Linked DNA regions of Homo sapiens: region 1 is linked to region 2. Evidence: chromatin contacts called from ENCODE Hi-C or POLR2A ChIA-PET data. All regions are on one chromosome and are shown on one strand. Each heading gives the region's core, a stretch centred on a gene start or an enhancer-like site at or near the end of the contact. The rest is flanking DNA. Distances are from core to core; before and after follow the strand shown.

The links. Hi-C counts contacts between places; a loop is a spot of excess contacts on that map. ChIA-PET counts read pairs that join two places held with the same protein, here RNA polymerase II (POLR2A). Pooled maps may share reads with other maps.
Region 1: a pooled map shows a loop between it and region 2 (5-fold over the local background). The contact joins two enhancer-like sites. A Hi-C loop is called at or near these places in 3 of 37 single-sample maps with no recorded cell type and 5 of 50 pooled maps. POLR2A ChIA-PET finds 5 or more read pairs at or near these places in 1 of 52 experiments (HCT116).

The regions. Positions count from the first base shown.
Region 1 is chr4:128,673,849-128,676,548 of GRCh38, reverse strand. No RefSeq gene overlaps it. Among named protein-coding and RNA genes, the nearest start is that of LINC03140, 100 kb to the right of the region's middle. RefSeq lists enhancers at 1,068-1,157, 1,248-1,507. Within about 2 kb of position 1,353, at least 3 of the 41 ENCODE cell types and tissues checked have a DNase peak (open chromatin) inside an H3K27ac peak, as active enhancers do.
Region 2 is chr4:128,516,515-128,519,214 of GRCh38, reverse strand. LINC02615 (long intergenic non-protein coding RNA 2615) reads right to left here. Exons shown (of 9, transcript NR_125882.1): 9 at 1-459. Among named protein-coding and RNA genes, the nearest start is that of LINC03140, 53 kb to the left of the region's middle. RefSeq lists enhancers at 996-1,045, 588-1,349, 1,264-1,408, a cis regulatory region at 1,331-1,341 and a silencer at 2,318-2,397. Within about 2 kb of position 1,359, at least 22 of the 41 ENCODE cell types and tissues checked have a DNase peak (open chromatin) inside an H3K27ac peak, as active enhancers do.

The DNA.
Region 1 (2,700 bases), core at 104-2,603, 160 kb before region 2:
AAAGAACACGGGCTTTGGAGATAGATACTCATATATTTGTACTTATGCTTGAATCCCATCTCGGTTACTTTCTACCTGAGTATAATTTATAGCATGACAGTTATTATCAGGAGCACAAAGGAAGCACTGTTTTCTGTAAATGAAGATAAGAACTGTTTTGCAATATTATTGTGAGAACTAATGAAATAATTTTGTAAAATGCTTAAGATAGTACCTGTCATATATTTAATATTTATTTATTATATTAAATTTATTATTAAATAATAATAATATTTAATCATGGCAGTCTGCAATCATGACAAATTCTGATAATAATAGCATTTAGGATGGGCATGGTGGTTTATGCCTGTAATCCCAACACCTTGGGAGGCCAAGGAGGGAGGACTGCTTGAGGCTAGGAGTTCAAGACCAGCCTGGGCAACATAGCAGGGCCCTGTTCCTACAAACAAACAAACAAACGAATAATCAAAAAACGTAGCCGGATGTGCTGGCGTGTGCCTGTAGTCCTAGGCTGAGGCAGGAGGATCATTTGAGTCCAGGAGTTCGAGGCTGCAGTGAGCTACGATCACACCACTGTACTCCAGCCTGGGTGACAGAGTGAGACTCTGTCTCTAAAAGAGAAAGAAAAAGAGAAAGACTAATAGTTTTTGTTTGTTTGTTTGTTTGTTTGTTTTAACTGGAGTTGGAGGGCTTCTGCCAAAATTTTCTGTTTCTAACTTTTTTTGGTTTTTTGTTTGTTTTTATAAAATATATTTTATTTTTAAAATAGACAAAGTCTTGTTCTGTTGCCCATGCTGGCTTGAAATTCCTGGGTGGGCGTGATCCCCCTAACTTGGCCTCCCAGAGTACTGGGATTACAGGTGTGAGCAACTGCACGTGGCCTGTTTCTGACATTTTTAAAGTTAGTCTTAATACTGTTTTATGCTGGTTTTACTTTAAATATATATATATAGAATAAAAGCAATTACTTAACAAATGTCAGTGACATGCAAATATATAATTAATAAAACTTCTTATATCTCAGTGGTTGATGTCAATAACCAAATAACCAAGAATTTGAATAATCTCTTCTAGGTAACTGGAAGTGACCTTCACTTACCTGTAATTTACACATTCTCACCAGCTCCTCTCCTACTCCCTTCATCATGACCACCAAGGAGAGCTAGAGGACCTTAGAGAGGAGGCTCAGAATAGTACTGCTTTGATTTTGGCAACATGCATATTGTTTCTTCAGCTAACTCAGCATGCTTGAGATCATTTTAACAGCATAGTGTTCTCATGTGGTTTCAGTAGAAAAAGTCCCTATGTAAAAATAGCACCTTCTTCCTCAGCATGTCTGCTCCCTTTAATGAAAATAAGGCTTTAGCTTAGACTGAGCCAATGCAGCTATCAAGGCGTGAGCTAAAATCTCATCTGCTTCAAATGCTGTTAGCCAAATTCACTAACAATGGTGCTTACAGTCATTGCCAATAAGAAAGACAATGTAGTCAGAGTCATGAACAATACAGGATAATTCATACCCAATACACAATATTTAAACAGCAGTTTTCTAGAATGAATCCCCAGACAACATGGTCAATGAGAAAAGTCACAATTGCTTTACAAGAATATTTATGGTGGCCGGGCACGGTGGCTCACGCTTGTAATCCCAGCACTTTGGGAGGCTGAGGCGGGTGGATCACCTGAGGTCAGGAGTTGGTGACCAGCCTCGCCAACATGGTGAAACCCGGTCTCTACTAAAAATACAAAAAATTAGCCAGGCGTGGTGACAGACACCTGTAATCCCAGCTACTCGGGAGGCTGAGGCTGGAGAATCACTTGAACCTAGGAGGCGGAGCTTGCAGTGAGCCGAGATTGCGCTACTGCACTCCAGCGTGGGCAACAAGAGCAAAACTCCGTCTCAAAAAAAAAGAAAAGAAAAGAAAAGAAATATTTATAGTAATACAAACAAACCAAAAAGGAGGAAAAAAAAAAGAATCAGGAGCATTCACAAATTCTTATCCAACCCATTTAAGACAAAAAGAGTTTAACTAATATAATTTAAGCCATATGGAAACCTAGTAGTAGGTTGCTTCTTCTTAGAGTGGTGTTTCATTCATTCTTACTAGCCTGCATTCTATCACACCATGTTCCATTTTGGGATTGGGAAACTTCTATGTCCATTATTGATATGAAAATAAAACAGAGATAGGCCAGGCGCGGTGGCTCACGCCTGTAACCCCAGCACTTTGGGAGGCCCAGGCAGGCATATCACAAGGTCAGGAGATCGAGACCATCCTGGCTAACATGGTGAAACCCCGTCTCTACTAAAAATAAACAAAAAATTAGCTGGGCACGATAGCGGGCACCTGTAGTCCCAGCTACTCGGGAGGCTGAGGCAGGAGACTGGCATGAACCCAGGAGGCGGAGGTTGCAGTGAGACAAGATCGCGCCACTGCACTCCAGCCTGGGTGACAGAGCGAGACTCTGTCTCGAAAAAAAAAAGAAAACAGAAAAAAGGAATAGTTTTATTTTATATATATATACATACTACACATATATATATATATATATATATTTTTTTTTTTTTTTTTTGAGACGGAGTCTCGCTCTGTCACTCAGTCTGGAGTGCAACCACACGATCTTGGCTCACTGCAACCTCTGCCTCCCCGGTGCAAGCAATAATCCTGCCTCAGCCTCCTGAGTAGCTGGTATTGTGTC
Region 2 (2,700 bases), core at 110-2,609:
TGTTTATTGCTGTGTGCCACTGAAAGTCACCAGTGATTTGTTTTGCAGCATCACTGTAGCAAAAGTTTACTGACACATCTTCTCATCTGAACAGCCATTTCTTTACCTATTTCCCCCACAGAAAGTACTGGTGGAGCAGAAGAAGCCCAACGTCAGAACAAAGCCAGCTTCCCCCTCCTCCTTCCCACCGTGGGCACAGACCCCATGTCCTGGATTGATGGCTGGGATGATGGGCTGTAACAATGAATGCCAGCATATCAAAAAATGTCAGATTCTTCAGTGGGTTCCTGTCTAGGGAGCAGACAACACCAACCACTCTGCCACAGTGACCAGTGAGGATCCAGAAGTCCCCTCATCCTGCCGACAGTGCCACAAAGCTTATGAACAAGGGTTTCCATCTATCACCAGCTGCACACTGAGAGGTCAAACTGCATAGGAGTAGAGGCATGAAGAGGAAACCTGAAAGATGAAAAGAAACTTTTAGCTCAACCTAGATAATTACATTGGAACTAAGTTTACAAGATTGGGCTAAAATTGAATTCCCACTCTGGGGTCCAGTGGTGGAAATTTGAGAGAAATATTCCACCAGTTAATAAAAAAAGTTGTTACATTTTTTATTATCTCTGAGTGTATTGTGAGTGAATTTTGCAAATCTGATATGAATTTTTGTAAAATGAATACACAGATGAATAAATGAATGAATGAATGCGAAACTCCTCATCATCCTGCCATGTACTCTTCCCACCACCCGCTGGCATTTCTAGCCAGTGAAGGCATCAATCCAGAAACAACTCATTCCTCATCTTGAAATGCCTTCCAACTTCTAGGAGCAAGCAGCAACTTCTAGGTCTAGCTCCCTCCTTCAGAAATGCCTAAACATTCGCCTACATTCCCTGGTCCCTTGGCTCAGGAATTTTGTAGGTGGTCTCAAAGCCTTGGATAAATTTACATGAAACAGGCTGGCATCCTCTATGTTAGAGGAGTTTGGATCTTTCAGTAGACTCTAGCCTTAAACCTGTACCAAAAATCTTTTGAGATTATAATGAGGCAATGTTTTCCCCAAGAGGAGAAAAGGTCAGATTCCCACATCTGGAGTTTGACCTTTGTGCATGTTGTCATTTCACCCACCACAGGAAACCTTTCTAGGCTGGGCTAAAATGTGTAACTTCTCAACAGTGTGGCTGGTAGCAATCCCACCCAGCTGTGTGGAATGGGAAGTGAAAGGGCAATTAATATTCTGTTAAAACTTCAGGGGGCTGCACTGAAGCTGGCCAGATAGCAAGGCTGACTCATCACGTTAAAACCCAATGCAGTATTGTCTGCTCACTTCTGCTGACTCACTTGTCAGCCCTAAGCTATGTGTACCCAGGCAGAGCTGCCAGGTCTCACATCCGCCTTTCCAGAGTGTTACCCTTCTGCACCAGCCATGACCATTCACTCTCTGGAGAAGCATTTATGATCAGCCATGGATGATTTTAAATGTGTGAAGAACTGTTTCATGGAGGGAGATTATCAGCCTCTTTCTTACATTGTTTTACATGAAAACAACATGAACAGCAACACAACTGACACTGGAGAAGAACCATAGTTCTTCCAAGCTGGAATGGAGCCTTAGAGATCAAGCTAGATCTTATGAGATCTAGTGGGAAGGAGGCTAGCACGTTGAATAAGAGCTTTGAGTCAGGCGACCTGAATTTATGTAGCCTTGGACACAGGTAGTCGAATTATAAGTAGTAGGCTAATACAGCTGTTAAGCAACTTTAAGCAAATTGCTCAGACTCTCTGAGCTTTGGTTTCCTTATCTGTAAAATTAGAAATAATTATAGCACCCACCTCATGGGGCTATTGTGAAGAAAGGATGAAAAGAGATCAAGTATAAAAGGAATCGAGTGCTGGGCACAAAGTGCTCCATATATTGTAGCTATTAGTAAGGCTGATGAGGCAATTCATGGAAACCTCTTTCCTGGAAACAGGATAGAACCTACATGTGTTTGGCATTAGATTAGTAAAGGGTAAAAGAATATCACTGCAAGCTGGGTATTGATGGGGGTGGGGAGGACAGAGAAGGAGGAAGAATTGCCCAGGGAATGCTGGACCTTCAGTATTTTGAAGGGCCCTGCTTTGGGGCCCAGGTGGGGAAGTATCCACCTTTCCATCCTGGTTTTAGGTCTGCTGAAGATAGTTATTCTTTTTTTTTTTTTTTTTTAAAAAGACCCTTCTGATTATAAGTCTTTGTTTGAAGACATTGCTCAGATTTCCCTTTAAGGGCCTCATTTAAATGTACACACAAGGCAGCACAGTCCAGTTTTTTAAAAAAAGCCTGGCTAGTAATGACATACAGAAACTGATACTTACATGATACTGTTAAGTGCACTCTTTTTAAACCACTAATTCTTATTTCACAGAAAGTGGTCCTTATGTCAACGTCCTTAAGAGGTCCAACAGCTTGTATAACCAGCAGACCTCATGGTTAGTTAGCAGCTTTCAGGACTTGAATTCCCAGTGATAAACAAAAGAATTCCGAAGGCCACAATCCATAAACTCTCCATAAAAACATATGGAACTACTTAAAAAGGTTGGCTCAGGGCTGTTGTTTTGAAAACAAGCATCCTCAGCCAGAATCTCTACTGAGTGCTATTTACTGAATGGTTGAAGAAGGGCAAGACCCCATGGATGCTGTAGCGCTGCGTTTCAGCAATC